Regions from separate parts of the Homo sapiens genome. Here region 1 is linked to region 2. Evidence: read pairs that join two places in POLR2A ChIA-PET (ENCODE). Cell type or tissue: PC-3. All regions are shown on one strand. Links, peaks and the distances in the headings refer to the core of each region. The heading gives the core; the rest is flanking DNA.

What was found. ChIA-PET counts read pairs that join two places held together with the same protein. Peaks named below come from ENCODE experiments on the same cell type or tissue, not always from the same donor. Only the 100,000 strongest peaks of a DNase experiment are listed, where the experiment ranks them.
Region 1: POLR2A ChIA-PET joins it to region 2 with 5 read pairs; 3 of 35 experiments call an interaction of 5 or more read pairs at or near these places.

What each region holds. Positions count from the first base shown.
Region 1 is chr7:149,401,910-149,414,118 of GRCh38, reverse strand. No RefSeq gene overlaps it. Among named protein-coding and RNA genes, the nearest start is that of TRC-GCA11-1, 7.2 kb to the left of the region's middle. In PC-3, for the core only: no CTCF peak of the experiment used is centred there; no DNase peak of the experiment used is centred there.
Region 2 is chr7:149,227,958-149,238,545 of GRCh38, reverse strand. No RefSeq gene overlaps it. Among named protein-coding and RNA genes, the nearest start is that of ZNF212, 6.4 kb to the left of the region's middle. RefSeq lists an enhancer at 4,144-5,343. In PC-3, for the core only: no CTCF peak of the experiment used is centred there; DNase peaks (open chromatin) are centred at 4,425 and 4,735; H3K4me3 peaks cover 541 bases; H3K27ac peaks cover 2,457 bases.

The DNA.
Region 1 (12,209 bases), core at 3,045-8,044, 180 kb before region 2:
TGTCCTCAATAACAGACTGATGTTCACCTTTTTAATAATGGCTTTGTAGTTTCTCAACTTCATTAATCACCAGCTTACCAACTCATTATTCCCCAGGATAATGTTTTCCTCAGAAAGGTTTATCTCCATTGGCTGGTGGGGAGGGTGCACTGGAAGGAGGAGAAAGTCAAAGTAGGGTGGTCCATGCTCCTCCTGAGGTGTGAGATTGAGATTCTGGAGCAGAAATCAAAACCTTGGAGTCATAGTCTTTTTTTTTTTTTTCTTTTGAGACAGGGTCTTGCTCTGTTGCCCAGGCAGGAGTGCAACAGCACAATCATGGCTCGCTGCAGCCTCAACCACCTGGGTTCAAACAGTCCTCCCACCTGAGTCTCCAGAGTACCTGAAACTACAGGCGATTTCTTTTTCTTTTTCAAGGACGGTTTAAAATTTTTTTTTATTTTAGGGTTGGGGGTACATGTGAAGGTTTGTTACATACATAAACACATTTCACAGGGGTTTGTTGTACATATTATCACATCACCCAGGTATTAAGCTCAGTATTCAATAGCGATCTTTTCTGCTCCTCCCCCTCCTCCCCCCCTCCCCCTCCTCCCCCCTCCCCCCTCCCCCCCAGGTAGACCGCAGTGTCTGTTGTTTCCTTCTTTGTCTTCATAAGTTCTTATCATTTAGCTCCTACCTATAAGTGAGAACATGCGGATTTGGTTTTCCATTCCTGCATTACCTTGCTAAGGATGATGGCCTCCAGCTCCATCCATGTTCCTGCAAAAGACATGATCTCATTCTTTTTTTGACTGCATAATATTCCATGGTGCATATGTACCACATTTTCTTTATCCACTCTATCATTGATGGGCATTTAGGTTGTTTCCATGTGTTTGCTATTGTGAGCAGTGCTGCAATAAACATTTGTGTGCATGTGTCTTTATGGTAGAATGCTATACATTGCTCTAGCTATATTCTCGGTAGTGGGATCAAATGGTAGTTCTGCTTTTAGCTCTTTGAGGAATCGCCATACTGCTTTCCACAATGGTTGAACTAATTTACACTCCCACCAACAGTATATAAGGGTTCCTTTTCTCCGCAACCTCACCAGCATGTGTTATTTTTTGACTTTTTAGTAATAGCCATTCTGACTGGTGTGAGATGGTATCTCATTGTGGTTTTGATTTGCATTCTTCTAATGATCAGTGATGATATTCAGCTTTTTTGCCCATACTTGTTGGCCGCATGTATGTCTTCTTTTGAGACCTGTCCATGTGTTCATGTCTGTTCATGCCCTTTGCCCACTTTTTTTTTTTTTTTTTTTTTTTTGAGACGGAGTCTTGCTCTGTCACCCAGGCTGGAGTGCAGTGGCGCCATCTCGGCTCACTGCAAGCTCCGCCTCCTGGGTTCACGCCATTCTGCTGCCTCAGCCTCCCCAGCAGCTGGGACTACAGGCGCACGCCGCCACACCTGGCTAATTTTTTTTGTATTTTTAGTAGAGACGGGGTTTCACGTGTTAGCCAGGATGGTCTTGATCTCCTGACCTCGTGATCTGCCCGCCTCGGCCTCCCAAAGTGCTGGGATTACAGGCTTGAGCCACCGTGCCCGACTGACCTTTGCCCGCTTTTTAATGGGGTTGTTTGTTTTTCTCTTGTAAATTTGTTTAAGTTCCTTATAGACCTTTGATGGATGCATAGTTTGCAAATATTTTATCCCGTTCTGTAGGTTGTCTGTTTACCCTGTTGATGGTTTGCTGTGCAGAAGCTCTTAAGTTTAATTAGATCCCATTTGCCAATTTTTGCTTTTGTTGTGATGGCTTTTGGTGTCTTTCTCATGAAATCTTTGCCCATTCCCATGTCCAAGATGGTATTTCCTAGGTTGTCTTTCAGGGTTTTTATAATTTTCAGTTTTACATTTAAGTCTTTTTTTTTTTTTTTTTTTTTTTTTACATTTAAGTCCTTAATCCATTTTGAGTTGATTTTTGTATATGGTGTAAGGAAGGGATCCAGCTTCAATCTTCTGCATATTGCTAGCCAATTATCCCAGCACCATTTATTTAATAGAGAGTCCTTTCCCCCTTGTTTGTTTTTGTCAACTTTGTCAAAGATCACATGGTCATAGATGTGCAGCCTTATTTCTGGGCTCTCTGTTCTGTTCCACTGATCTATGTGCCTGTTTTAGTAACAGTACCGTGCTGTTTTTGTCACTGTAGCCTTATAGTATAGTTTGAAGTTGGGTAATGTGATTCCTCTAGCTTTGTTCTTTTTGCTTAGGGTTGCCTTGGCAATTCAGTCCCTTTTTTGGTTCCATATAAATTTTAAAGTATTTTTTCTAGTTTTCTGAAGAACGTCATTGGTAGTTTAGTAGGAATAGCATTGAATCTATAAATTGCTTTGGGCAGTATAGCCATATTAATAATATTGATTCTTCCTATCCATGAGCATGAGATGTTTTTCTATTTGTTTCTGTGTTCTCTGATCTCTTTTGATCAGTGTTTTGTAATTCTCATTGTAGAGATGTTTCACCTCCCTGGTTAGCTATAAGAGATAGAAAAATTCCCAGACATTTACACTCTCCTAAGACTGAGCCAGGAAGAAATTAATTCCCTGAACAGAACAATAAGGAGCTCCAAAATTGAATCAGTAATAATAGCCTACCAACCCAAAAAAGCCCAGGACCTGATGGATTTGCAGCTGAATTCTACCAGATGTACAAATAAGAGTTGGTATCATTCCTACAGAAACTATTCCAGAAAATTGAGGCATAGGGGCTTCTCCCTAGCTCATTCTATGAGGCCAGCATCATCTTGATACCAAAACCTGGCAGAGACACAACAAAAAAATAAAACTTCAGGCCAATATTCTTGATGAACATCAATGCAAAAATCCTCAACAAAATACTTGCAAACAGAATCCAGCAGCACATCAAAAAGCTAATCCACTGTGATTAAGGAGGCTTCATCCCTGGGATACAAGGATGGTTCAACATACAAAAATCAATGAATGTGATTCATCACATAAACAGAACTAAAGACAAAAAACACATGATTATCTCAATAGACGCAGAAATGGCTTTTGAGAAAATTCAATATCCCTTCATGTTAAAAACTCTCAATAAACTAGGTACTGAAGGAATATACCTCAAAATAATAAGAGCCATTAATGACAAACCCACAGCCAATATCATTCTGAATGGGTAAAAGCTGGAAACATTCCCCTTGAAAACCAGCACAAGACAAGGATGTCCTCTCTCACCACTTATATTCAACATAGTATGGGAAGTCCTAGCCAGAGCAATCAGGCAAGAGAAAGAAATAAAGGACATCCAAATAGGAAGAGAGGAAGTCAAACTATCTCTGTTTGCAGACGACATGATTCTATATCTAGAAAACCCCATATTCTTGGCCCAAAAGCTTCGTCAGCTGATAACTTCAGCAAACTTGCGGGCTACAAAATCAATATACAAAAATTGCTAGCATTCCTATATACCAACAATAACCAAACTGAGAACCAAATCAGAAAAGCAATCCCATTCACAATTGCCACAAAAAAAAAAAACAAAAAAATACCCAGGTGATTTGTATGTTTTGTAGATACAGGGTCTTGCTTTGTTGCCTGGGCTGGTCTCAAACTCCTGGGTTCAAGCAGTCCCCCTGCCACCACCTCCCAAAGTGCCGGGATTACAGGCCCGAGCAACTGCGCCCAGCTTGGAGTCATAGCCCTGACCATTGTCAACAGCCCAATCAGACACAGGCAGGCCTCTGAGTCTCTTTCCAGGTGGGTGGCATGGAGGAGGCAGCTAGATCCGTGTTTTCCAGCAGTCCCTGAACTCTCCGAAGAATTTTTCTATTCAAATTTTAATCACAATCTTAGCATTTTTAATATGGGCATTCTAGGACTTGTTTGGGTGGACACTTTACAACAAAAAGCTGTTTCTAGGCACTGTGTGCTTGGGTGTGCCTGTACGCGTGTGTTTGTGATTCACTTGTCACCATGTGGTGCTTTAATACCTGTGGTGGCAAAAGAACAGAAGCTCAACTAAGTCCACAAGAGAGGGAAGTGAGAGTTGTGCTCACAGAGGCGGTTTCCCAGACGTGCTGGGGCCCAGCGGGTCTTCACAGGCTTGTGAGGGACAGCCTCACAAACACATTACACAGAGCCTGTTAGTTCTAGCGAGTTAGTTTCCTCTGAATGAAACTAATTATTTGAGTGTTATTTGATTTATGATTTCATTTGTAATGATTTCTAAAAAAAAATTGGTTTTTTTGAGAGACAAGAGTCTTGCTCTGTTGCCCTGGCTGGAGTGCAGTGGTGTGATCTTGACTCACTGCAACCTCCGCCTCCTGAGTTCAAGTGATTCTCCTGCCTCAGCCTCCCGAGTAGCTGGGACTACAGGCACATGTGAGCATGCCCAGCTAATTTTTGTAATTTTAGTAGAGACGGGTTTCACCACATTAGCCAGGCTGGTCTTAAACTCCTGACCTCAGGTGATCCACCCGCCTCAGCCTCCCAAAGTGCTGGGATTACAGGCCTGAGCCACCACCCATGGCAGGATTTCTAAAATTATTTTGTTTTTATAGCCGTATAAAACTGTTAAGTACAGGGCATTTGTATGTAGTTTTGTGTACATATGTGTATACAGATCTAAGAACTAAACTAAATAAACTAAGAAATAAACTAAAATAAAATTAACTCTGGGGCTCTAAGAGAAATGTTTCTCTTTTGAAAGTGTACAAGAAACCAGCAAAGAGGTTACATGCTGGCCAGGTGACAACTTGTACATTTTAAACTCTGAGCCACGTGAAGTCGTTACTCATACAAAAGCTAACTAATTCACACATTTAGAAAACCTCAGTTTAAATGTTCTGACTTTCCCAAAAGCAAATGCGATAAAAACAAAGATAAATAGCCGGGACTTAATTAAACTAAACAGCTTTTGCATGGCAAAACAAACAGTTAGCAGAGTAAACAGACAACCCATAGAGTGGGAGAAAATCTTTGTAATCTATACAAAGATTATTAATATCCAGAATCTATGAGGAACTCAAACAAATTAGCAAGAAAAAAATAAATAATCCCATCAGAAATTGGGCTAAGGTCATGAATAGACAATTCTCAAAAGAAGATATACAAATGGGCACCAAACATATGAAAAAATGCTCAACATCACTAATGATCAGGGAAATGCAAATCAAAACCACAATGTGATACCACCTTACTCCTGCAAGAATGGCCAGAATCAAAAAAATCAAAAATAATAGATGTTGGTTAGATGCGGTGAAAAGGGAACACTTCTACACTGCTGGAGGGAATGTAAACTAGTACAACCACTATGGAAAACAGTGTGGAGATTCCTTAAATAACAAAAAATAGAACTATCATTTGACCTAGCAATCCCACCGCTGGGTATCTGCCCGGAGGAAAAGAAGTCATTATACGAAAAAGATACTTGCAGATGCATGTTTATAGCAGCAAAATTGGCAATTCCAAACATGTGGAAACAAACTAAATGCCCATGAATCAATGAGTGGATAAAGAAACTGTGGTATACATATACAATGGAATACTACTCAGCCATAAAAAATAATGAATTAATGGCATTCACAGCAACCTGGATAAGACTGGAGACTATTATTCTAAGGGAAGTAACTCAGGAATGGAAAACCAAGCATCGTATGTTCTCATTCATAAGTGGGAGCTAAGCTATGAGGATGCAAAGGCGTAAGAATGACACAGTGGACTTTGGGGACTCAGGGGAAAGGGTGGGAAGGGGCTGAGGGATAAAAGTTCACTAATTGGGTACAGTGTATACTGCTCGGGTGATGGGTGCACCAAAATCTCACAAATCACCACTAAAGAACCTACTTATGTAGCCAAACACCACCTGTTCCCCAATAACCTATAGAAATAAAAAAATTCTAAAAAAAAATAGTTACCAGATTTGGAGGCAGGGCAAGATTTTTCTTTTATTACCCTAGACAATTTGTAGCTTACATTTACAGAATCATTCTGTGTCTCTGACTGAGACTCTTCAGATCTGTTTTTGAGGGGAAAAAAAAGCTAGGGTCTGCTTTTGAACATGCATTATACATCTTGGTGAGACATCTAGGTGCCACTGTCTTTTTCCAATAAAATCTATGACAACAAAGTAACAGCCAAAGGCCTGTTGACTTCCTTAAAGTGGCTCGACTTACTTTTGTATACAGTAAGATTCAGGGGGCACAACAGAAAACCTAATGCTGTCTGTAGGGATTTAAGAAAAAAAAAAAAAAAAGGAAACCTAATGCTCACATTAAAAGTAAAGCAACCAAATAGTAGAAAAATTATCAAATAATGTGGTGAATCTGAGAGTAATTTCTGATGTATTAATATCTAACACTATTAAGGTTTGATCCCAAATTGAAAATATAGCTGTAAAATAAGTTAAGCAAGCTCTTCTGAATATAGAAACCATTTTACCTAGGATAATATAGATATCATTTGGCTGCTTCCCTTATATTAATTTTTAGAGTACACAGTAGCTTCCATAGAAGATGGTGGATCTCCCTTCAGAGGCTCTTAAGGGTAGGAAATGAACTAGATGATTTCTTGAGGCTTCCCCCACCCCTGTGATTTTGCAAAATAGCCAGCTCTACTCGAAGGCTAACGTGTCTCATTGCCAGGGGCTGGGGGAGGTGGGATTGGAGTGATGTCTGCTGATGGGTTTGGGGTATCTTTCCGGGGTGATGAAAATGTTCTGAAATTTGATAGTGGTGATAGTTACACAATCTGTGAATATACCCAAAACCACTGAATTATATACTTTAAAAGGGTGAAGTATATGATGTATAAATTATAGCTCATTTTTAAAAAGGTTATTATGTCTCCATTTAGCTGCTATTAAAATATAAACTTTTATTAAAAATATTCTGTTACATAAGAGGTCTGTAAGTAGTTTATCACAATAAATAATTCTGACAAATGTCGCTGTTTCTGTGGTGTATAGCCTCCTAAGCGATTCCTTTCTGAAAGTATTTTGACCAGAAATAATTCTAATTTATTAATTTGGTTTTCTTCAATGAAATTGAGAACATTTATTGGCAATTTGTAAGAATAACAAGAATTTTAGCAAATTGCAAATGTATATAACTTGCGATAAAATTAATTACCACTGGCAAAAATAAATAAATAAATGTTCTGACTTCCAGAAGCCAATGTTGGGCCCTCTCAGGGCACTTGGGTTAAATGGCCTTCTCTGGGCAACCCCATTATATAAAAGCAGGGAGGGCTGGCAGGGAGGAGGCGGGGGATGAGGTTGTAACAGAGCAGGGAGAGGGGTCCACTGGGAGGCAGCAGAGCCCTGCAGACCCAACCCAAAATAAAGAGCAGCCTAGTGGAGGCTGGATAATGTAGTGGCTGTTTAGCTTTATTTATTTATTTATTTATTTATTTATTTATTTATTTATTTATTTTAAGGTCTTGCACTGTCACCCAGGCTGGCTCACTGCAGCCTTGACTTTCTGGGCTCAAGCAGTCCTCCTGCCTCAGCCTCCTGAGTAGCTGGGACTACAGGTGTGCACCACCATGCCCAGCTATTTTATATATATATAATATACATATATATATATATATATTTTTTTTTTTTTTTTGTAGAGATGGGTTTTCACCATGTTGCCCAGGCTGGTTTCAAATTCCTGGGCTCAAGCAAGCCATCTGCCTCAGCCTCCCAAAGTGCTGGGATTACAGGCATGATTCTCCACGCCCTGCCTTTAGTTCTTGATTCTGTCACTTAACACTGATTTGGGGCAATTTGCTTCAATTCCATATGTCATTGTCATCAATGATGATGGTGGTAGTAGTGATAGTACTACCACAAATAATTTTTTAAATTATATATATGAAGCTCTTACAATTTATTTAGAACAAAATAATTGCACAAAAACATTAGGTATTATAGTAAATGTAGTGTCTTGGGTGTGGCTACACAGGTGAAATGTGCTAAGAAGGAATGTCCCTCAGGCAAGGGGGTATAGCTGAGGAGTAAACCATTTGGCTGCAGATCAAGTGGTCCCTGGTTCAAATATGGGTGCCCTCTATTCCCAAGTTTCCTTCCCTTTCCGCTATCGGGTTTTGTGGTAACGTTCCCCCTCCCATTAATGTTACTACAAATTTCAGCTGGAAAACTTACCCCTATGACACCACTAAAGGCATCTGGAGACTATAAAATTAAATGAGGTAGAAAAAAACCAAGATGTATATGCTGTGCTATCATTTGTGTTTACAGAAAAGGTAGGAGAAAATATGCACTAATAACTCCTCAGACGTACAAATTATCTATGGAAGAATATGTAAGAAACACAAGACATGGGCTTCCCCCAGTGAGTGGAGTCTTGGTAGATAAACAAGAGGGAGAATTTTCACTGCCTACTTTTTCGTTCCTTTAGAATATTGTATTGTGTGAGTTCTATGAATTCGGTATTTATTTTTAAAATATACATTTTTTATTTGTTTTTATTTTATTTATTCTTTTTTTTTAAGAGATGAGGCCTCCGCTCTGTTGCCCAGGCTGGAGTGCAATGGTGTTGATGGTGGCAGGAGGCAGACAGGTTTCTGGGTAGGAAAGGACGGGTCCCAGATGAAACCCCACCTTCAAGCCAAGGATGGACTGAAGCCTGGAGGCCAGGCTGCCAGGTCCCAGTGAAGTCCGCTACCCGGAGTGAAAAAACTTCCTTGATGCCTTTCAGCCAATCAAGTGGTGCTTCTTCCAGGCCCACCATGGACCAATTAGCATGAACTTCCTCCATTCTGAGCCCATAAAAATCCCTGGACTCAGCCAGACTCATACACTCTGGGATTACCTGCCTGTGGATAGGAGCTACCCACTTTGGGTCTCCTCTCTGCTGAGAGCTGTTCAGTCACCCAATAAAGCTCTTCTCTGCCTTGCTCACCCTCCAGTTGTCTGAGTAGCCTCATTCTTCCTGGACACAGGACAGGAACTTGGGACCCACCACACAGTGGAAGCAAAAGGAGCTGTAACACTTCGCTGGCTGGCTCACCAGGCTGTGGGCAGTGATACGCGTCTGGACTGTGGGAGTTAAGAGTGGTAACCTTTCTGAGGCCCAGACCTTGGGATTCCCCAAGCCAGAGCTGTAACACTATAGCCCTCCCGCCCTCTGTCAGCAGTGACAGGAGGCAGGGCCAGACTAGCCCAGGAGCTTCAGGCCAGAGCGGGGCGGTGGGACTGAAAGAACTGTGACACAAACTGGCTGAAATACTACCCCAAAACACCCCCAACCCCACTTGCCACACTGCAAGTGATGAGAAGGAGAGAAGAGCTGTGGGCCTCCCCAAGCCAAGACCGTGACATGCTGTAACACCCTTTGGGGCTCTGCGGTTCCTGGCATCTCCAAGCTTTTGGGCACCAATGCGTTCCCCTCGTCCAGTTGCTGGTGCCTGTGGTGGAAGGTCCAGCTGCAGCTTCACACAGAGCTGGCACCTGTGCCCGTGCCCGGAGCTGCCCACCCCACCATAGCAGCTGGTGTGCCTGGCTACGTGCACTGGCCAGACCCCATACCTGCACACTCACACACCCCTCTCTGCTCCGCACTTGGCTTGCCCATGGCAGGTGGGGGATCTGGGCTGGTAGCGTGAACTAAGCACAGCCTGCCAGACCAAGTAGGTGGAAGGAGCTCAGCGGCCACGAGCAAAACTCAAGCAGAGATGCCACTGGCCACAGAAGTTTCCCACTGGCGAAGCGATACCAAAGTCAACACTGAAGGATCCTGTGACTGTGATGAGGGCTCACTACAAAGGATCCAGTGACAGCATGGTCAGGGCTCACTGCGAAGGATCCAGTGACAGCACAATCAGGGCTCACTGTGAAGGATCCTGTGACTGTGATGAGGGCTCACTATAAAGGATCCAGTGACAGCGCGGTCAGGGCTCACTGCGAAGGATCCTGTGACAGTGAGGTCAGGGTTGACTGCAAAGGATCCTGTGACAGCAGGATCGGGGCTCACTGCGAAGGATCCCATGACAGTGAGGTCAGGGCTCACTGCGAAGCATCCTGTGACAGCGCGATCAGGGCTCACTGCCACCTCAAAGTCCTGGGCTCAAGGGACCCTCTGCCTCAGCTTGTCCAGTATCTGGCACCACAGCTACTGCCACCACACCCAGCTAATTTTTTAAAAAAAATTTTTTTTGTAGAGACTGGGGTCTTGTTTTGTTGCCCGGGCTGGTCTGAAACTCCTGGCGGCTTCAAGTAATCCTCCCACCTCAGCCTCCCAAAGTTCTTAGATAACAGGCATGAGCCACTGTGCCCAGCCTAAAATATACATTTTAAATTTTAAAATAAATCTAATTAAATCAGGTCTCACCCACCAGGACTGCTGGATCTAGATGGAAGAGACTACTGTTTTTGTGTATATTTGAAATTTTCCATAATGAGGATCTGATTTTAAGGTTCTGATTCTAAGTTTCTGAGTTAGTTTTCTATCTCATGTTAATGGAGTTCATATTGGTGTGTCTGGAGAAAACTTTCTTTCCTTACTTTTCTTAGCACCATGGAGACAGGCTGACATTTCCAATAGGAACTTTGCTGAAAAACAAGGAGAAACAAAAAAAAGAAGGCACACTCAGAACCAGTCACCTTGGTTCCCGGTTCACTAGCGTCACTAGCAACACAAGGCTAGGTGGCAAACGTCCTTAGAAACCTTAGCTGCTCTGCAGGTAGGTTCCTGCCTCAGGGATGGGCTTCCTGGTTCATCTTGCCCAGAGATTTTTAAAGCAGAAAAGTGCTTACCTCCAGTTTCTCCAAGGACCCTCCCACTTTTGTTCTGGGATGGTGATACTCCTGGAACCTGAAGATAAAGTCACTTGAATATAACATCAGCCCATGAGCGTGAAGCTAGAATCGCTTCTAGCTGAAAACCGTTTTACATTTTAAAAGGTGACTAGGCGTACTTGGAAGTTCAAAGCAGTAGGATGCACCGTGCAGGGAAAGAAAGAGGAAAGCCCTTTTCCATGTTGTTTCCAGTCGCACTGGGTGGGACTGAGGTCAGCAGAAGTGACCCAGAGAGAAGTGTTCATGTGAAGGAACAACCAAAGTGACTTCTTCAAACTGACGAAGAAATTCTTCTTCAAACAAGAATTTCCCCCATAACATCCTTTATGACTTAAGTTCAATGACAGTTTGTGTTTGGTGGTAAAGGATTTTCTCCATGGCGTAAATTAAGACCGTTGGAAAGCACCAGGCAGTGGGTGCAGTAACTATCTGAGGACTGTGCTGGTGCGTCCTATGTCCAGGGACAAGGGGCAGCGTGCCTCGTCTGTGTTAGAGAGGGGAACGGATGGGATCTGGTGCTCCTCTTCTCCTGGATTCGCATCCCCACCCAGAGCCCAGTTTTACTGAGTATTCTGCCCTAGCCTGGTTCAAAGAACTCATCCAACTGACTTTATTAAGTGGAAGTGGGGTATATTTGATATATATTTGCCTAACAACATGGAAAAGGGCTTTCCTCTTTGTTTCCCTGCACGGTGCATCCTACTGCTTTGAACTTCCAAGTATGCCTAGCCACCTTTTAAAATGTAAAACAGTTTTCAGAAAAATGAGGAGGATTGCTTTCCTTGCATGCACTTATTATCTTGACTACCTGTATTACAAGGGATTTTTATATATTCATACATTCCAAAGTCAGCAGTTCTCCTGTTGGTTCATTATTGAATGTGATGTAAAGGAAGTCTTTTGCAATTAAAATGAGATTTGCCCACATCCAAGAAAAAAATACACAAAATAAAATAAATGAAACGGCAGTCTAATTAACTGTTTCATAACCTCACAGCCTAAAGTCACGGGTGGTGAGCTGTTATTTCCCAAATATCCAAGAAGGGAAATCAGACAATAAGGAAGTGGCAGATGTTTTATCTCCCAATGCCAGGTAGGCAAAGACCCTTTGTAACCTTGTTTTAGAAAGAATTCTTGTAATATGATCATGAACTTTGGTTCTGATGTTAGACTGTCTAGGTTACTGAATGTCTCTAAGCTTTGGTTTCTTTGTTTGTAAATTGGGGATAATAACAATACCTATCTCGTTGTGAAGACAAAAGGAGGCAATTAATGGAAAGCATGTAGCGGCCGGTCATATGAAAGCCCCCATAAGACCTGTTCTGGGAAGGATGGAGAGTCATAGGGAGGTGGAGGGAAGACAGAGAACATTTGAGAAGCTGGGTCTTCATAATGGGAGATAAGAA
Region 2 (10,588 bases), core at 2,564-7,563:
CCCACACCATCCTCCATCTCAATACTCAATCTCGTTACCCTGCTGGAAATTTTTCATACCATTTATCACCATCTGAAGTAATCTCTCTTTTTCACTCATTTACATATTAATTATCTGTATCTCTTCCACTGAAATGTCTGTCTACTGTATCCTCCATTTGTTGTACACAGAAGTGTTCATATTTGTAAATGATTGAATGGTGAATCAGAGTGTAAGGATATGAAATGTCATCTCAAACAGAGGCATTATTTCCAGGGCAACTAGATCAACGGGCACGTCACTGAATCATTAATAAATCTAGAGAAAGAATGGGCCAGGCTGAAGAAACCGGTCAGTCAGGGAGATCCTGTCCAGAGGGTCTGACCTAATCTCTCAGACCAACAAACTCTTGGTGTCAGATACAGAAAAAAAAAAAAATGTGTCATGGGTGAGGTGGCTCATGCCTGTAATCCTAGCACTTTGGGAGGGCAAGGCAGGAGGATCACTGGAGTTTGAGACCAACCTGAGCAAATAGGCAGACCCTGTCTCTACAAAATTAAAATTAAAATTAAAATGAGCCAGGAGTAGTGGTGCACACCTGTAGTCTCAGCTACTCAAGAGGTTGAGGTGGAAGAATCATTTGAACCCAGTAGTTCAAGGCTGCAGTGAATCACGATCGCACCACTGCACTCCAGCGTAGGCAACAGACCAAGATCTTGTCTTTAAAAATAAAATAAAAATGTTATCCTCCACAGGCACAATATCAGGACATAGGATGCTGAGGTCATTAAACAGTTCGGTCGTAGAACTCATTCCCTCTATTCTATTTCTATACTCACAAGGCAACCTTCTGACGTTGCATGTTGCCAGGTAGCTTCTGGGAGGCAACATGCAGGTGAAGCTGATGCACATGTATACCTCAGTCTCTTGAAAATGAGCATGTTTCAGCATCCCAGACTCTGAGCCTGGAAGTCTGGAAAAAGGTTCAGATCAAATTTCCAGCCTGCAAAGGAGGCAGCACCAGGCACCAGGGTTGCAATCACGTGGGCTGGTGGAGATGGTGTGGCGCCTGCAGTCCCCCGGGCTGATGAAGACAGTGTGGCACAGTGATTTGCTAAGTGGGGCTGGGGAGTGAGACCGTCTGGGTCCCTAGCCCAGCACTGCCAGTATATTAGGTTTCTCTAGACAGACTAATAGGATATATATATAATGTTATATAAAGGGGAGTTTATTAAGTATTAACTCACATGCTCACAAGGCTCCACAATAGGCTATCTGGAAGCTGAGGAGCAAGGAGAGCCAGTCTGCGTCCCAAAACTGAAGAACCTAGAGTCTGATGTTCGTTGATGTTCGAGGGTGGGAAGGGTCCAGCATGGGAGAAAGAAGTAGGCTGGGAGGCTAGGCCAGTCTAGTCTTTTCACATTTTTCTGCCTACTTTATATTCTAGCTGTGCTGGCAGCTGATTAGATTGTGCCCACCAGATTGAGGGTGGGTCTGCCTTTCCCAGCCTACTGACTCAAATGTTAATCTCCTTTGGCAACACCCTCACAGACACACCCAGGATCAATACTTTACATCCTTCAATGCGATCAAGTTGATTCAGTATTCACCATCACAGCCACTTACTAGATGTGAAACTTGGTCAGGTCTTTAACTTCTTAGTACTTGTTTCCTCATGATTATTGGTGAATAGATAACAGTACTTAGCTCATAGAGTTGTGTGAATTAAATGAGTGAATTCAAGTCAAGTGCTTAGAACAGTACCTGGCACAGAGGAAGAGCTCAAGAAGTACTCATGATCATTATTGTTGTTTAGTCCCAGATCCTTCATTTACTAAGTGCTGTGGCTCATGCTCACTCTGCCCTAGTGTCCTTGTCTTCCACTGAGAATGTGAACACCTCATCCTAAGGTTGCTGATGGAACTAAAAGAAAGAATTTATGTAAAGTGCTTATGTAGCCAAGTGCCCGGCATACAGCAAGCACTTGATAACAGGCAATTTCTTCTCTCTGCTTTACTTTTGCAAGGTCCAAGCCTTGTATTGCAATGAGTTCAGCAGGATAAATGTGGCTTTGTTGTGTCTCTTAGAAACTACCCATTTGTTTTTTCCAACTGACATTCAAATCTTGACATATGCTGTTTTAAAAAACGTTGTTGGCCGGGTGTGGTGGCTTACGCCTGTAATCCCAGCACTTTGGGAGGCCAAGGCAGGCGGATCACAAGGTCAGGAGATCGAGACCATCCTGGCTAACATGGTGAAACCCTGTCTCCACTAAAAATACAAAAAATTAGCCAGGTGTGGTGGCGGGCGCCTGTAGTCCCAGCTACTCCAGAGGCTGAGGCAGGAGAATGGTGTGAACCTGGGAGGCAGAGCTTGCAGTGAGCGAGATTGCACCACTGCACTCCAGCCTAAGCCACAGAGCGAGACTCCATCTCAAAAAAAATTGTTGTTGTTTTTTGTTTTTTGTTTTGAGACAGAATCTCGCTCTCTTGCCGAGGCTGGAGTGCAGTGGAGAAATCTTGGCTCACTGCAACCTCCGCCTCCCAGGTCCAAGCGATTCTCCTGCCTCAGCCTCCCAAGTAGCCGGCATTACAGGTGTGTGCCACCACGCCAAGCTAACTTTTGTATTTTTAGTAGAGAGGGGGTTTCATCATGTTGGCCAGGCTGGTCTCGAACTCCTGACCTCAAGTGATCCACCCGCCTCGGCCTCCCAAAGTGCTGGGATTACAGGTATGAGCCACTGCGCCCAGTCCGTTTTAAAAAACTTTTTTTTTCCTCTTTTTTTTTGAGACAGAGTCTCTCTCTGTCACCCAGGCTGGAGTGCAGTGTCGTGATCTCCGCTCACTGCAAGCTCCACCTCCCAGGTTCACGCCATTCTCCTGCCTCAGCCTTTTGAGTAACTGGGACTACAGGCACCCGCCACCACGCCCAGCTAATTTTTTTTTTTTTTTTTTTTTTTTGTATTTTTAGTAGAGACAGGGTTTCACTGTGTTAGCCAGGATGGTCTCAATTTCCTGACTTCGTGATCCGCCCGCCTCAGCTTCCCAAAGTGCTGGGATTACAGGCATGAGCCACCACACCCGGCTTAAAAAACTTTTAAATGAAGTTCACAGTTATTCCCATTAGTAGCATTGGTATTCCAAGAATCAAGAAAATAGACATTTAGTACTTGTAGCCTGGCATCTCTACATTTGTAGAATATGAATGCAACATGCAGAGCTGAAAATGACCTTAGACATCATCTCACCCCAGACCCTCATTTTTAGTGAAAGAAAAAAGTATTCTTTGAACAAACAAATAATATACATTGTTAAAATAATGTTTTAATAATATTTATCTTGGCCAGGTGCAGTGGCTCATGCCTGTAATCCCAGCACTTTGGAAGGCTGAGGTGGGAGGATTGCTTGAAGCCAGGAGTTGGAGACCAGCCTGGGCAACATAATGGGACTCCATCTCTACAAAAAAAAAAAAAAAAATAGCTAGGCATGGTGGCACACGCCTGCAGTCCCAGCTACTCGGGAGGCTGAGGTAGGAGGATCACTTGAGCCCAGGAGGTCGAGGTTGCAGTGAGCTGTGATCACGTCACTGCATTCCAGCCTGAGTGACAGAATAAAGCCCTGTTTCACACACACAAAAATTATCTTATCCTTTAAATTTGTATCATGTGTATGATTTATAGCATACATATTAGCCTATATAAGTACATATATGTATGCCTGTTTTTTTCTCAAAAAAGTTTATAATCCATGGCTTTATTCCACTCGTTAAGACTCTTTCTGTCTCACTGCCATTACTATCTTGCAAGTCCCTAGATGGCATGAACCATTTCTTTTTTTCTTTTTTTTTTTTTTTTGAGACAGGGTCTCGCTCTGTCGCCCGGGCTGGAATGCAGTGGCGCAATCTCAGCTCACTGCAACCTCCGCCTCCTGGGTTCAAGCATTTCTCCTGCCCCAGCCTCCCAAGTAGCTGGGATTACAGGCATGCGCCACCACGCATGGCTAATTTTTGTATTTTTTAGTAGAGACGGGGTTTCACCATGTTGGCCAGGCTGGCCATGAACTCCTGGCCTCAAGTGATCCAAACGCCTGGGCCTCCCAAAGTGCTGGGATTACAGGCGTGAGCCACCGGGCCTGGCCGAACAATGTCTTTTGTATTCCTTCCCTCACACTAACAATCCTCTGGAGATCATGCCCTGCTAGACTGCAGGTCAGTGAGAATCCTGGAATCAACACGCATTGGCTCAAGGTGCCTCCCGGCTGTTTATGTGTCTGTGGTGTGCACCCACGAACTTCTGCAGCCTAACATGGCTCCTTTCGTCCTCTAGGCATCGTGCCTCCCTAAGCTGTACCCATGTAATTCAAATGTGTGTTGCCATCTTCTTGCATACCAACTCCAGCCTGGTCTCAGTAACCGTTTGAAGGGTGAGCACCTGGCTCAAGCCAGCCCAATCATATGGGCCCAGTCATAGCACAGTCATTAAGCCAGCCCACCCTATGGGCCCAGTCATAGCACAGTCATTAAGCCAGCCCACCTATGGGCCCAGTCATAGCACAGTCATTAAGCCAGCCCACCTATGGGCCCAGTCATAGCACAGTCATTAAGCCAGCCCACCTATGGGCCCAGTCATAGCACAGTCATTAAGCCAGGGTGGATGTGTCCTGAGCTGGACCAGTCCAAGCTTTCCCCTGGGTTTCTTCTAACTGAGCTGAGGGAAAAAGCTAATTTCCTCTCTGGTGAATTATAACTATATGAGTCAGGAATAATCTTGTCCTCCATTTTTTTTCTTTATAAAGTTTTCTGGGACGGGAGCCTCACTCTGTCACCAGGTTGGAATGCAGTAGTGCAATCTCGGCTCACTGCAACCTCTGTCTCGCGGGTTCAAGTGATTCTCGTGACTCAGCCTCCCGAGTAGCTGGGACTACAGGCATGCGCCAGCACGCCCGGCTAATTTTTGTATTTTTAGTAGAGATGGGGCTTCACCATGTTAGCTACGCGGGTCTCAAATTCCTGACCTCGAGTGATCCACCTACCTCGGCCTCCCAAAGTGCTAGGATTACAGGCATGAGCCACCATGCCCGACCATCCTCCATTTTTTTTAGAATAAGTTGGTTTGAAAGAATGATCCCAATACAGTGAAAGGAGCAGAAATGAGAGACACATTTTTGTCAGTATCCAAGAGTGGTTCTTCATCAGTTACCTTTGAGTCTGTGAATGATTCCAGGTTCCTTCCAGAATGTTCCCTTTTCTTCCTGGTTGGCCAGTCAGCTTCTGTTGATTGCAACTGGAAGCACACTGACTAGTGAAAGAATGATGGCTCTCTGTATACCCAAACCGAATGGAAAGTCCCAGAGGGCAAGGAGTGCCTCCCGTCCTGTCTTTGTGTCTTTCTCAGCTGCACAGTTTCTTGGACTTGGAGATACTTCTAAAACCCCTGTGGGAAGTCAGGGGAGCGTGTGACCTAGAGTGGTGAAGCAGTCTTCAGGGACAAAGTGGAACCAGAGCTGGGGCTTGAGAGACCAGGACTTGGACACAGCTCCCCTGGCCCAGGACCCCTGGAGAACAAAAGTGGAAAAAACAGGGCATGGCTTGGAAGTGGTCAAGAGACAAGCCTGTAATCTCAGCACCTTGGGAGGCTGACGTAGGAGGATCCCTTGAGCCCAGGAGTTTGAGGCCAGTCTGGGCAACATAGGGAGACCTCATCTCTACATAAAATTTAAAAATTTGCCAGGCATAGTGGCACACATCTGTGCTCCCAGCTACTTGGGAGGCTGAGGTGGGAGGGTTGATTGGGCCTGGAAGGTCAAGGCTGCAGTGAGCTATGATTGCACCACTGCAGCCCTCCAGCCTGGTTGACAGAGCAAAACCCTATAGATGATAGATAGATAGATAGATAGATAGATAGATAGATAGATAGAGCAAAACCCTATAGAGAAAGAAAGAAAGAAAAAGAAAGAAAGAAAGAAAAGAAGAAATAAATGAAGGAAAAAGAAAAGAAGGAAAGAAAAAGAAAAGAGAGAAAGAAAGAGAAAGGAAGGAATGAAGGAAGGACGGAAGGGAGGGAGGGAGGAAGGGCTGAACACAGCTAGGCAAGTTTGGGTAGTAGGCAATAGAGCAGAGAGAGCTTCTACTGACAGGCTAAATGTCTGTATCGCTATCATAGGGGCAGTGTAAAGAAAGAAATGCTTCTTTAAAAACTAAAGGCAGTCGCCAAGCGCAGTGGCTCACGCCTGTAATCCCAGCACTTTGGGAAGCTGAGTCGGGCAGATCACGAGGTCAGGAGATCGAGACCATCCTGGCTAACACAGTGAAACCCTGTCTCTACTAAAAATACAAAAAAAAAAAAAAAAAAAATTAGCTGGGCGTGGTGGCAGGTGCCTGTAGTCCCAGCTACTCAAAAGCCTGAGGCAGGAGAATGGCATGAACCCAGGAGGCGGAGCTTGCAGTGAGCCGAGACTGTGCCACTGCACTCCAGCCTAGGTGACAGAGTGAGACTCCATCTCAAAAAAAAAAAAAAAAAAACAAAAAACTAGCTCCTGTAATCCCAGCTACTCGGGAGGCTGAGACAGGAGAATCACTTGAACCCAGGAGATGGAGGTTACAGTGAGCTGAGATTGCACCATTGGACTTCAGCCTGGGCAACAGTGAAATTCCTTCTCAAAAATATATATATGTGTGTGTGTGTATATATATATATACATATACACACACAAAAATTAGCCAGGCGTGGTGGCGCGCTCCTGTAGTCCCAGCTACTTGGGAGACTGAGGTGAGAGAATTGCTTGAACCCAGGCGACGTATGTTGCAGTGAGCTGAGATCACGCCACTCCACTCCAGCCTGGGCGACAGAGCAAAACTCCATCTCAAAAAATAAATAAATAAATAAAGAACCACTTCTCATCCCCAAATCCTTGAAGTGTGGGGCAGGGGCACTGGCTTTGACACTATATGTAGGATGGGTCTGAAGCTATTTTTCAGTTAAAGGATATTGACACCATCAGAATGAAAGGTATGGGGACACCCAGATAGTCAACACTGGCTTACACCTCTAATACTAGATACAGAACTTGAATCTTGAATGGGAGACATCAAAGGTAGTCTTTTTTTTTTTTTTTTTTTTTTTGAGACGGAGTTTCACTCTTGTTGCCCAGGCTGGAGTGCAATGGCACGATCTTGGCTCACCACAACCTCCACCTCCCAGCTTCAAGCAATTCTCCTGCCTCAGCCTCCCGAGCAGCTGGGACTACAGGCATGCACCACCACACCCGGCTAATTTTGTATTTTTAGTAGAGACAGGGTTTCTCCATGTCGATTAGGCTGGTCTTGAACTCCTGACCTCAGGTGATCCGCCTGCCTTGGCCTCCCAAAGTGCTGGGATTACAGGCATGAGCCACCATACCCGGCCCAAAGGTAGTCTTTTATAACAAAGAGAGTCTTCTGGTAAACCTATAGAAATTATCATGCTGAGGGGTGACGTGGATTTAAAATATGTCTAGGCCAGGCACAGTGGCTCATGCCTGTAATCCCAGCACTTTGAGAGGCCAAGGCAGGAGGATCGCTTGAGCCCAGGAGCTCAAGGCTGCAGTGGGTCATGATCCCACCGTTGCCCTCCAGAGTGAGCGACAGAGCGAGACCCTATCTAAAAAAAATAACACATTAAATTAAATTAAAATATGTCTAAAGAAGTTTGAACAGAGGTTCCCAACCTTTGGGATACAGTGCCAGCATCTCACTAGCAGAGTGACTCTTATGGAAGGAGACATCTGGGACCCTTGTCAGTGGGGGCTGGGGGCTGTGTATGATTCTGACAGATATTCAGGACCTCTCATCTCAAGAATTACCAGTTTAGAGATATGCCTCCCTAGCCGGGCACAGTGGCTCATACCTGTAATCTCAGCACTGTGGGAGGCTGAGGTGAGTAGACCACATGAGGCCAGGAGTTCGAGACCAGCCTGGCCAACATGGTGAAACTCCATCTCTACTAAAAATACAAAAAGTAGCCGAGCATGGTGGTGCACATCTGTAATCCCGGCTACTCAGGAGGCTGAGTCAGGAGAATCGCTTGAACCTGGGGGCAGAGGTTGCAGTGACCCAAGATCGTGCCACTGCACTCCACCCTGGGCGACAGAGAAAGAGCCTGCCTCAAAGAGAAAGAAAGAAAGAAAAAGATATGCCTCCCTAATGACTCCCTAGGAGGCATGGCCTCCCCCAAACCGTCCTCCTGTGCTCTTCCAAAACAGGGTTCTGGGCCTCTAGGATGCTCTATCGCATGTTTTTGCAGTAACAGCTGGATGGACAAATGCTGTGAAATTATAGGCACAGGCTGGCTCATCCTGAGCCTGGTATGAAGTTTCCTACTTTCCCCCTTTACTCCCTGCCAATACCCAATACCCAGGGCCCAGATGTCAGAGAGCTGGTCATGGTGCCCAAATCTTTGATCATAAGATAACTGCCTTTACCTGTGTGTTTTGGGGTGTTTTTCATTTTTGGTGGTGTCTGACTTAAACCTGCCTTCTTGAGACTTCCATTTCATCCTCTGGCCTCCTTTCAGCGCTATGCATTCACTGTTTCTGAAGAGTTCCAAAAGGGCTGCAGCTCTGTGGGGCCCAGACCACCAGCAGCTGGTCCACGGCCTCTGGCTCTGCCAGTCTTCTGCCTTTCAATCCCAATTGCATTCTCCCCAGTGTGTTTCACCCTTGTCCCACATTGCGTCCTCCCTCCTTTCCCTCTGCCCCATCCAATTCATCCTCTAGTCCCTGACTTCTCCATGAAGGTTAATCTCACGCTTATCGTATCATGAGCTCTGACTCCTCCCATCAACTCTGCTGTCAAGCAAATTGTACCACCTTAGGGTGCCAATTTCCTCTTCATGTCTGTTGCTCAACTCCGATCACTTGTACCCCCTGTGGTGCCCATCCAGGCTAGACACGTGCTAAATACTAAAGAGGTATTCAAGTGAACAAAATGCAGAGGCCAGCATCCTGAGTGTCACCATCTTTGATCAGCTCTGTGGTTAGAGCTCCCTACGGGACTCTCCTAGGGCCTGTGCTGGGGGCTGGGGTGACTCACGGTGTAGTTGAGGGGCACTAGTGCAGCGGGATCCCCCAACCCAGGATCCAGGAAACCGGAGACTTAGCCTTGACCATCACTAGCTCAGTATGGCTTCTACAGACCAGTATTTTCCCAACTTCTCAGCGGGATGTCCTGCAGCGAGCCTTCCAGAAGATCAGGCGTATATTTCTCAAGCCCCCACCCTCATGCAGTCATATGCTTTCTAGTAGTGTTGTTCTCACAAATACCTTCTCTCCTTTAGACGTCAGGCTCCCAGAGGGCAAGGACTAGGTCTTACTCTTCTTTGTTCCCTAATAGATGTTCATGAAACAATAACAATGCAGCCATCCGTCCATCCTCAATCTCATTCTCCTAACACCCTGCCTTGCCCTTTCCATAAAGTAAGGCACAAACTGAGGCCATGAGCATGAAGTTCCCTGAGCTGTCCACCCATCTCAGGAAACGTTCTACTCTCTTGAGCTTTTTGGAGCAGCAACCTTTGCAGAGCACTCCTTGTACCTGATCATCTGGTACAGTGCTGAGGAAGGAATGCTACAATCCAGATGTCCCTGTTAGAGCTTCCTAGGCTGATGAGGACAGAAAGCCCAGAACAGCATATCCTGAAATGAGGAAGTAATTTGAATGTCTGGGAAATTGAACACAGGTCTGTAAGGACACAGATGCAGCTTTCAGCAGTGGATACTTCCAGGAAGTGTGTTAGGAAAGAGTTTCACTCTTTATTGTGTCCTCTTTTCTTTTTCTTTTTTTTTTTAAACTGTTCGAATTTTTATTGCATGCATTGTGTGTGTTTTTTTTTGTTTGTTTGTTTGGTTTTGTTTTTTTTTTTGGAGACGGAGTCTCACTCTGTCACCCAGGCTGGAATGCAGTGGCACAATCTTGGCTCACTGCAAGCTCCATCTCCCGGGTTCAAGCGATTCTCCTGCCTCAACCTCCTGAGTAGCTGGGATTACAGGTGTGTGCCATCACACCTGGCTAATTTTTGTGTTTTTAGTAGAGACAGAGTTTCACCATGTTGGCCACGCTGGTCTCAAACTCCTGACCTCATGATCCGCCCGCCTAGGCCTCCCAAATTGCTGAGATTACAGGCGTGAGCCACCATGTCTGGACTGCATTGATTTTTAAATTAAAAGTCAATTAAAAAAATAGGCTGGGTTGGGCGAGGTGGTTCACACCTGTAATCCCAGCACTTTGAGAGGCCGAGGTGGGCGGATCACTTGAGGTCGGGAGTTAAAGACCAGCCTGGCCAACATAGTGAAACGCCATCTCTACTAAAAATACAAAAATTAGCTGGGCATGGTGGTGGGGGCCTGTAATCCCAGCTACTCCGGAGGCTGAGGCAGGAGAATCACTTGAACCCAGGAGGCGGAGTTTGCAGTGAGCTGAAATGGCACCACTGCACTCCAGCCTGGGCAACAGAGTGAGATTCCATCTAATTAATAAATAAATAAATAAATAAATAAATAAATAAATAAATAAAAGGCCAGGTGCAGCAGTTCACATCTGTAATCTCAGCACTTTGGGAGGCTGAGGTGGGAGGGTT